2 separate regions of the Homo sapiens genome follow, and region 2 is linked to region 1. A link is an interaction called in ENCODE POLR2A ChIA-PET data of the cell type or tissue named here. Cell type or tissue: Caco-2. All regions are shown on one strand. Each heading gives the region's core, and the rest is flanking DNA. Links, peaks and the distances in the headings are about the cores only. Region 1 overlaps DLGAP1 (DLG associated protein 1). Region 2 holds the start of MIR6718 (microRNA 6718).

Region 1 (5,386 bases), core at 135-5,134:
TCCTGGGCCTATGAGGTCTGCTTCCACCCTTGTCTCTGGGCTAGGTATGCATTTATTTCCAGAAGTGGGAAATGCTGGAATAGAGATTTAAGGCCTAATCAAGCATTGAGACAGCTGGAACCACCTTCCAGTTTCACATCTGTCCCCCTCTAGCACCCCACATCTATTCCAGGTTATTGCAACCAAAGAACAGCTCCCTCTGCCTGCCTTCTTTCGGTAGCTACAGCACAACCTCAAGGTCGCTTTTCTCCACCCAGCTTTCAGTCTGTAGCATTGACCTAGAGAATGAACCAGACTCTGGCCTCTGGCAAGAACTTTGCAGTAAATTGTTGACCAGTTTGTGATGGTAGTTTCTATTATTTCTTTTCAGAGGTAGGAGTTCTTTTCATGCTAACTGCTTTCCATTAGTTTAGAATTAAGTCCTCTAAATCAGTGGCTTAACATTTTTTTTGACTGCTACCGATGGTAACAAATTTTACATCCTAACCAGTATATATACAGGGAAATACATACATAAGACATTTATAAAATGTATGCTAACATATATATGACATAATATCACATATGTGTGCATGTATACCTGAAACATGTTTTGTAAATAAGTCCAATGTATTTTGCCTATTCTATTCTTTTGTTTTTTCTAAAAAAGTATTGGTATGTGTAATTGACTGGTATGATGCACCCCCAAGTGTTTGCAGACTGCATTTTATATTGTTCCAAGACTTAACTTTTAAGACTCTTTTGTCCATCTATCCTTTGGTAAGCTAAGCTGTACTAAGGATAACATAGAGAAATATCAGTGTATCCAAAAAGAATTCCTGGCTGATGGTTTTGAAGAGTCACAGGGCAATAGGTTTAGAAAATCTTGTTCTCTAAATAGCAATAAAACTTAAACCTGGCAAATTCTTAAGTATCTTTCATTAAGCAATCCATGGAGTTTTATTTTAATAAGCATAATAATTTTCATGACAGCCTTAGTGAATATTGAGGGACAAGAAAAACTCAAAACCAGGGTTTTATGCAACTGTAAAGTGCTGGTCCAGTTGAGTAAGGGAGGATCCTGTGAATTAACTAAGGGAAGACTCTTTACTTGGGTTCTCATCAGGAGACCATGAATAGCTTTGGTCATTTAACGGTGTCCAACTAACAAGATAACAATCCTGTAATGTGTAAGGTTTCAGTTTTCAAGGATATAACTAAAGAAGTGTTTTCAATTAAAATATTACAGTTTACCTTGTTTTTAAATTTTTTATGAGTTTATAAACTATATAATACCTCTTATAAAAAATACAACACCTCAAGGCCTATATAAAAAAAAATTATATCACTAGGCCGGGCATGGTGGCTCATGCCTGTTATCCCAGCATTTCTGGAGGCCAAGGTTGGAGGATCACTTGAAGCCCGGAGTTCGAGACCAGCCTGGGCAACATGGCAAAATTCCGTCTCTATTTAAAAATAATTTTAAAAAATTATATCTATCTATATCAGTTTATATATAACTCTCCCTAGTCCTCTGGTTGATTCATTCTGTCTTTTCTGTCTTCAGTTATTTATATTCAAACATGTTTCCTTGGTGTGTTTGAGGCAGTTGAGTCACACACACACACACTCTCTCTCTCTCTCTTTCTTTCTTTCTCATAGTTTTAGAATTATACAGTGTTTGGGATATAGATAAGTAGATCTGTGGGAACCTGATTATTAAGTGACTAGATTCAGTCCCTGGCATCCGATAGTCCTAACTAATCTATTTTTTAAGAAGCAACTATTGAGCACCACTGTCCACGTAGGAACTTTGTTATGTTGAGCTCTCAGCTTTCCTGAGACTCCTGTGACACCATCACAGCAACATGACACCTCAGGGAGGGAGGTTTGGGCAAATCACACTAGCTCCCCCTGCCCTGGCCAGCAACACTGAGAGGCAGATGGGCGGGGAGGTGCCTATCCCTAGCCTGAAGCCAAAAGACTTTCTTTTCTGTTCCCCAATCTGTGTTTAGAGACCCAAAGAATAAGCCCATAGGGCAGAGGACTTTTATTCTAAAAGAGGCTCTATTCTACATTAATTAGGCTTCAGACTCCAAAAGGATAACAAGCGTGAGCTCAAGTAAGCAAAGCCTTTTTGCTGCAGGGTGTTGTGTCTAATAGCTAATTTAAAAATATCAACAAATCACTGTCCAAAGAAACTTAATTCTGGGACTATTAAGGTATTATCATCTGCTTGTTTTTATTCAAGTTGAGTAATCCAATCTTTATTGAATACTTACAATGTACAAAATAATTTCCTAGATTCTATAAGGAACACAGAAACTAAGATGGTCCTACCTTCAGGCTGCTGCTATCTAATTAGAAAAAAACCATTTTCAGTAAAAGAGAATAGTCAGAATAGCCATAGCCAAAAAAAAAAAAAAAAAAAGTCAATACATTTGCTTTTAATCAGGTTGTAAGATTTATCTGGAGCCAATGACAAATAATAAGCTACTAGTCATTTCCGTCCTGGAAGCTGCAATTCATCTCAGTTTGTATGAGCTCCGTCACCTTTGTGCTCCTGTTACTCCTGGTTTGGGACTCAATTTCACTTCAGGAGGGGAGTGGTGGAGTATATGGTTCCTGCTTAGGCTTTAGGAGCCAGGGACTTCCCTATTTCACCTGTGGTTCCTGTGTGAGCATCCCCTAGGGAACATGCTGGAAGGATTCTAACTCGACTACATTTCTTCTGCCAGTGTTGTTGGCAGGCCAACTGAGAGTCTTTTCCAAATTGCCTGCCAATTTTTTTCCCTCAATTTTAGATAATTTTATTCTTTCTGAAACCTGACAAACTAAATCTAGGCTAGAAAGTTCCGGGGAAGGCCCAGGGCTCGGGATCCATGTTAACCAGCTGAGGGTTCACAAGGAAAACACAGGAGAAGATAATACTGTAGAGTCATGCACAGTTGAACAATGAGGATATGTTCTGAGAACATGTGCTGCTGTTGTCCTTGTGTGAATGCAGAGTGGACTTAGATGGACCTAGACGGCATAGCCTACCACACTCTCAGGCTATATGCTAGAGCCCATCGCTCCTAGGCTACAGATCTGCACAGCACGTGACTGTCCTGAATACTGTAGGCAATTGTAACACCGTGGGAAGTATTTGTGTATCTAACCTATCTAAACATAGAAAAGGCACAGTAAAGACACTTTTTATTTTTTTTTTTTTTGAGAAGGAGTCTCACTCCCTCGCCAGGCTGGAGTGCAGTGGCGCAATCTCGGCTCACTGCAACCTCCGCCTCCTGGGTTCAAGTGAGTCCCCTGCCTCAGCCTCCCGAGTAGCTGGGATCACAGGTGCCCACCACGACACCTGGCTAATTTTTTTGTATTTTAGTAGAGACTGGGTTTCACCATGTTGGCCAGGATAGTCTCAATCTCCTGATCTCGAAAACACATTATTATAATCTTATGGGACCACCGTCCTACAGGCAATTCATCCGTGACCTAAATGTAGTTGTATTGCATGTGTGACTGTATTAAGATCTTTTAATTCAGGGCTTTTAAATATTTTCAAAAGAACTTTTAACTTCCTAAGGGAAGCTTCAGATTTCAATAGTTCTTCACACAAAAAGATCTCACTTTCTGAGGAGAGAAAAAGTCCAGCTTTTCCATGAATATATCATGGGTTTGCTTCACTCTCAGCATGGCCACTGTTTGCTTTTCTTCTTTACTGGACTAATTGCCCTGGTGTTCCTGCTTTGGTTAAAAGTGAAACATAAAGAACTTATTATTAATCAGGTAAATGGGAGTATGACATTGAAAACATTCAATGTCAAAAGACCTAACATAAAAAGGAGGTTTTAGGTGATTGAAACAGGGAAGAGGACAGTATAAGACTCACACCGATGAGTAGTATTTTACAATTTATAAATAAAAAATATAAAAGCAATACATAGCATGGAATATTATTCAGTCTTACATAGGTAGGAAATCCTGTCATATAGTACAACATGGATAAACCTTGAGGACATAAAAAAAAAATAAAAATAAAAATTAATCAGTCTCAAAAAGGCAAATCCTGTATGATTCTACTTATATGAGGTAACTAAAGTAGTCAAATTCGTAGACACAGAAAGTGGAATGGTGATTGCCAGGGGCTGGGCAAGGGGAAATAAATGGGGAGTTGTTATTTAATGGGTACAGAGTTTCAGTTTTGCAAGATGAAGATTTCTGGAGATCTGTTGCACCACAATGTGAAGGTACTTAACACTATTGAACTGTACACTCAAAGAAAGTAAGGATGGTTACTTTTATGTGTTTTTTAATTACAATTAAAAATAAAAATTATATATATAAATACATATGCAAAACAAACACTTCATACAACTCACTAACAAAACAAACATCCCCATCAAAAATGGGCAAGGAAATTGAATGGACCTTTCTCCAAACAGGATATGCAAGTGGCCCATCAATACATGAAAAGATGTTCAACATCACTAATCATTAGGGCAACGCAAATCAAAACCACAGTGAGATACCGCTTCACACCTGTTAGGATGGTTATTATTGAAAGAAACAGAAAGTGAGTGTTGGCAAAGATGTGGAGAAATTGGAACCCTTGAACGCACTCACTGTGGAAAATGGCTTGGTGGTTGTTAAAAAAATTAAACACAGAATTACCGTATGATCCAGCAATCCCACTATGGGTATATACTGCAAAAAATAGAAACTAGGGACTCAAACAGATATTGGTACACCCATGCTCATGGCAGCATTATTTACAGTAGCCAAAAAGTGAAGCAACCCAAGTGCCCTAAGAAGAATGAATGGATACAAAATGTGATGTACATATAGAATAGAATATTATTTAGCCTTAAAAAGCCAGGAAATTCTGACACATCCTACGACATGGATGAACCTCAAAGACATTGTGCAAAGTGAAATAAGCCAGTCACAAAAACACAAATATTGTATAATTTAATTTACATGAGGTACCTAGAGAAATCAAATTCATAGAGTCAGAAAGTAGAATAGTGGTTACCATGGCCTGGGGGAGAGGGAATGGGAAGTCAGTGTTTAAGGGGTGCAGAGTTTCCACTTGGGAAGACGAACAGGTTCTGGAGATGGATGGTGGTGACGGTTGTACAACAATGTGAAATACTTAATGCCACTAAACTGTACACTTAAAAAGTGGTTAAGGCCGAGGGCAGTGGCTCATGCCTGTAATCCCAGCACTTTGAGAGGCTGAGGTGGTTGGATCACCTAAGGTCGGGAGTTTGAGACCAGCCTGACCAACATGGAGAAACCCGTCTCTACTAAAAATACAATAATAATAATAATAATAATAATAATAACGATAATTAGCCAGGTGTGGTGGTGCATGCCTGTAATCCCAGCTCTTTGGGAGGCTGAGGAAGGA
Region 2 (5,386 bases), core at 290-5,289, 87 kb before region 1:
CGTGTCCACTGGTGACAGACTAATGAAACAGAAAACCTTGGGATTGCTTTGTATGAAGTTATGGTCCTAAAAGTAGGCTGTGGCAAGGAAGAATGTAAGAGGGTTAAGTATGTGTTTTTAGCAAAACTGTGGCACAAACTAACTTAGATGCAAAAATCCATTGCATAAGAAAGTCTCTCTCTACAAATCAGGTTCCACTGAGGACATTTTTGCCTTTCAAATACAGACTTATAAAAAGCAAAAACAAGATTCTATTAGGATTATAGACACATACTAACTTTTATGATCACATATAGTAGAATCTCAATATATAAAATGATGTGGAATAATGTTTCGAACTTTCCTTCTCAAGCAGTTTGAATCTTGGGTAGATATTTTCTGCTAAATAAAATGTGAAACTGGCAAGAGCTGAAAACATGAATTATACATGTTTACTCCAAAATATACAAGATTATTTTAATCAGGTATTCAGTATTTAATTATCTTTAATATGTGAGCAACATTCCATGCAAGATGACGTTACCTGAGGACAAGCAGAGCAAACGAAGAGCTGTTTAAGGCCACTAATGATGATTTAAGTTAAATGATGTAACCAATGATAATTTCTGTAAATTAATCATACACAGTGTGTTTTTTACTAAAATTTAACTGGGCTATTTTCAGCACAGGACAAGCACCTCTATTTTCTTGGAGGGTAACAAATTGCATCCAGAATAAATAAGCTAACATTCCTCCTTCCTTACTTGTATTTGTAAAAGAGATATTGAGATCTTGATCTTTTTTCTCTATGATGTGGGAAAAGAAGGTCATAAAAAATGGCAATAAACATTTCTAAATGCTAAATCTATCTTTCTGGTCAAGGCCAAATAAACAACTTAATACCATGGCCCTTTCTGTAACAAATCTTACACTCTCTTCTATCGTCTTGTCATTTTAAAATGAAAATAGGTCAATTTGTGATTATAAAAGAAAACACATTCTGTGACTTCTTGGTGAGCAAGGGCAAATGATCTAAAATCCTAAGGCCATTGGCAATGGGTAGACAATTGCTGGTGGCACCTACTATGGAGGTCCTGCTCTTCCTTCTCTCATTCTTCATTTTCCTCTTGCCTTACTCTTAAACTCCCTTTCCAGCACATTTATCTCTGTCACTTCTTTTTTCCCCCCTCTCCTAATTAATGTTTATAAGTTGTATCCATGGGTACCACTTGCTGCCACCTGTGGTGTGACCAAGAGCATCATTAGAAAGCTTCCTTGCCTGCTGCTGCAAAGACGACCAAATGCCTACAGTGAATCCCTAGTGGTCAGAGGGCTTATGATATATTGTGAGAGCCATGTCATAAGCCTTTTGGCCACTAGGGATTCAATGTATGCACTTCATGACCTAGCCACAAAAAAACATGAAAAGAGATAAATAACAATTCTCATTCTTCTATGCATTCTTGAAAAAAGAGGATGCTAGCCTCTCAATTAGATTTTAAGTAATGATAACAATTGCTGGAAATAGAGAGGGAAATTGCCTTTCAGGCCTTGTTCTTTGAGCAAGGATGGGGACTGTGGTCAGCATGTCTTCATGAGGGTTTCTGTGACTACCAGTGATTAGCTCTAATTTCTTCTTGTTCGCTGTGACTTCAACATTCTGTTTTATTGTCCTTCTAAGTTCAATTTTACCATTGTACCATGTCTCCTGATTTTTTTGCTTGGATAATTTGTTGACTCTGTTTGCAGCCATGAGACAAGCTCAGAGTGTGAGATGCACAGTTTTTCCAGAGTTCCAACACCTGGAGCAGAATTATCACTGTCCAGATGATGACCAAAACAAGAATAATCCAGCACTGTAAAGGAAATTTTCAAGGTAGGTAATTTATTAGACCCAAGGAAAACACAAACACACCACATATTAGAAGATGCTGACAAAGGGGAAATAGTCTTGCAAAGCTGGCAAGTCCTTATTCCATTTTGATTTTTGTGCATGTCTTTATTTAGAGCTGCTTTTCTTGATTTTTCTTTACATGCAGAAATAAGAGCATACTGAAGGCCCTCCTCTGTCTTACCCCATGAGGATGGACAGGCAGGCAATTGCGACTTACTTTAGAAAGAAAGTGGTGGACCCTGCCCAGGAGAACAGGGGCACTGTGTTCTTGTTTGAGGAGACATCAGGAAGAGGAAATCTCCATGAATCTTTTCAGGGTCAAGCTGTCCTAAAAATTTCTTTTTTGAATTTTTGTGGGTACCTAGTCATGTATATATTTCTGGGGTACATGAGATATTTTGATACAGGCATATAATGTTTAATAATCACATCAAGGTAAATGGAATATCCATCACGTCAAATATTTATCCTTTTTGTTACAAACAATGCAATTATACTCTTATAGTTATTTTTAAAAGTGCGATTAGATTATTATTGACTATAGTCACCCTATTGTGCTATCAAATACTAGATCTTATCATTCATTCGGACTTGCATCTATTTTTTTTGTACCCATTAATCATCCTCACTCTCCCACCTTAGCAACACCTCTCAACTACCCTTCCCAGCCTCTAAATGATCATCCTTCTAACTCTCTATCTCTCAAGTCAACTTTTTGGCATCCCTCCACCTGCCAGAAGCTTGTCCATGCCAGGTTATAACATACCACTAAAGAGAAAGAAAAGATTTTCTTGTTGAAAAGTACAAGCAGCCCTGAACAATGACTACATTTTCCATTCTCCCTAGATGTGCCTGGGTGACTATGCTGGCCAATGGAACATAACTTGAAACGGCATGTGTGATTTCTGGAAAACATCTCTAAAGTGAGGGGCATACGCTTCTTTACCCCTTCTCTGGCTGGAACGCAGCTGTGGGGGCTGGGTGAATAGTGATCTTTCCCATGAGGTGGAAGTTACAGTTTGAGGATTAGAGAAACAAAAGATAAAGGTTCTGACCTACAGCGGAGTGCCATATCCGCCCTGGATGTGCACCTCTGCATTTTGTTTAGTCGAGAGAAAAATAGACCTTTATCTTGTTTCCTTATCTTATCAAGTAAAGGAAGGGCCTGCGCTGGCCCCATAGGAAGCCAGAGTCCCTTGCTATTGAACCACGTGACAACTTTAGCCAAGGGCTCTGCAGAGGGAGTCTGTGTGGAGAGAGGAGACAAAATAGCTCGCGGTTATTTTGCTTTCTGTAATTTTGTGTACTGAACCTTGCACCTGCACCTGTTCCTAAGTGAGACAGGTAGTCAGGGCAAAATCATGAGACCCTTGGTGAAGCTATGTCAGGATGCAGCACTGTATTTGCAGGTGGTGGTAATCCATTAGAGGAATTTAAACAAGACAGTGGCATGGTCACACTTGTGCTAAAGATTTCTCTAGCTGTAGTTAGAGAATACATGTGGGAGTGGGGAGGGGCAAAAAGATCTCAAAGAAGCAATGATTTCTTGCAAGAGCAGTTTATGAGAGAAGACTGGAAGAAAAGAAGGAGTATACCAAGAGAGGAGGACAATGTCCTGGCCAGCTACGGCAGTGTCTCCTGATTCAGACCTCCTTGCTCACACATGCATGCTCCAACCACAGTCTGAACACATACATGACATTTTTTTTTAGACAGAACAAAATTAATTTTCCCGTTTACTTATAATAAATCCCAATTCTACAGAGATTGAGAATGATGAATGCCCAACAGGCTGATGATTTTAAATTATTACTTTTTAAAATAAGAAAATGGTTCTTACTACTAAAAAATGAAACCATGGCACTTTTGCGTAAAAGTAAACAGAAAACGGCCGGGGGCAGTGGCTCATGCCTGTGATCCCAGCACTTTGGGAGGCCGAGGTGGGCGGATCATGAGGTCAGGTGATCGAGACCATCCTGGCTAACATGGTCAAACCCCGTCTCTACTAAAAATACAAAAAATTAGCCAGGCGTGGTGGCGGGCGCCTGTAGTCCCAGCTACTTGGGAGGCTGAGGCAGGAGAATGGCGTGAACCCGGGAGGCGGAGCTTGCAGTGAGCCGAGATCGCGCCACTGCACTGCAGCCTGGACAACAGAGTGAGACTCCATCTCAAAAAAAAAAAAAAAAAAAAAAAAAAAGAAGTAAACAGAAAACTTAACAGAGGTGAGAATGTGAGTTAACATTGTCCAAATGCCCACTGTTTGGATATTTTCTGACCTTTTGAAATTGTACCTGAAGATGATAACTCAATGTCATGTTCTTTCACTTTTCCAGGCTTCCTTACTTGAAGATTTTCATGCGTTGTGTGCTTAAAATTATACAAGTACTATTAGAACACCTTTGAATAAGCACATTCTGAAATATACCAATTATATTACTCAAAGTACAATGCTGAGCCATTTTATAGATGCAGAATGTATTTTGGCTTTTCATTAACATTAATTGCTGTCCTAATCATCTGCAGTTTGATTTCGTCTGTGAATACCTCTGTCAATCAGTCTGCTCCTACAAATAAATGCCTTCGGAGGCATTTCCTTTTCAAAAGATATGGTATTGTTAAAAAAAAAAAAACCAACGACTCAACTGAAATCTTCTCCAATTTGGTCACAGTAGGCAGCACAATTACAATCACCTGCATCTCCATACAAAGCTTTTAAAAAGTGGTTTCATAACAGTTTTTGAGAATAAAAAGGTGGAAGGTAGTGTTCTTTGAAAAATGATTAATAGGTCATTATTGATATTGGTGGTTGAGCAAAATGTCATAGGATTTAGGAGTGATTTTTATGTGAAGATAATCCAGGCAGTAAACGATAAAATCTCCTAATCTTATTTTGGACTGACAGAGTTCAAATATGCCTGTGCTGACTCTATGGGACCTCGGAGATATGCTTCCTATGGAATTGTTCTTATCTGGATTTTCAGGAGAGGGTTGGTTATCTCGGCTAAATGGACAGATGAATTCCCTTGGGAGCCAGCTAGGAGAATGTGGTTACCTTAACCAGCCATGGACAGTGCCCTTCAGGAGGTGCTGCAGCAGGGGGACAGCCTGTCTTATGCGGGTACAATTGATGGGGGTAGAATATTCACAGAGAAGAGAAAAACCCATCAGCGTTTACTCCAAAAAAAGTTGGGAAAAACTTGCAAACTACTGATGAATCTAGGAGAAAGAAGAAATGATGACAGAATAAACCTGTTTAATGGTACCTAAAGACAGCCGTGATGGAAGATGGAAAAACACAAAAACAATGACAATCAAAACAATATGACAATACAACTTGAAAAGGAGCAGTGGAAATAGCCTCTGATGAAACCAAGTTATTTTTGTCTAGATTGCTCATGACTAGCTGAGTAGTCTTGTGAACATGTTCTGGCATATTCTATACAACTTGTTTCACAGCCAGATTTTATATATACATACATGCATATATATATATATATTTACCTGAATCAAATT

Evidence for each region. Peaks named below come from ENCODE experiments on the same cell type or tissue, not always from the same donor. Only the 100,000 strongest peaks of a DNase experiment are listed, where the experiment ranks them.
Region 2: POLR2A ChIA-PET joins it to region 1 with 6 read pairs; 4 of 35 experiments call an interaction of 5 or more read pairs at or near these places.

Annotation. Positions count from the first base shown.
Region 1 is chr18:3,970,900-3,976,285 of GRCh38, forward strand. All of the region lies in intron 3 of DLGAP1 (DLG associated protein 1), which reads right to left. The region is part of intron 1 of DLGAP1-AS4 (DLGAP1 antisense RNA 4); the gene reads left to right. Among named protein-coding and RNA genes, the nearest start is that of DLGAP1-AS4, 11 kb to the left of the region's middle. In Caco-2, for the core only: no CTCF peak of the experiment used is centred there; no DNase peak of the experiment used is centred there.
Region 2 is chr18:3,884,065-3,889,450 of GRCh38, forward strand. The region is part of intron 3 of DLGAP1 (DLG associated protein 1); the gene reads right to left. The region is part of intron 1 of DLGAP1-AS3 (DLGAP1 antisense RNA 3); the gene reads left to right. It overlaps MIR6718 (microRNA 6718), which reads left to right and starts at 1,289; the gene lies at 1,289-1,368. It overlaps LOC124904238 (a long non-coding RNA gene), which reads left to right. Exons shown (of 4, transcript XR_007066270.1): 3 at 1,729-1,855; 4 at 2,720-3,233. In Caco-2, for the core only: a CTCF peak has its summit at 1,353; a DNase peak (open chromatin) is centred at 3,067; H3K4me3 peaks cover 418 bases.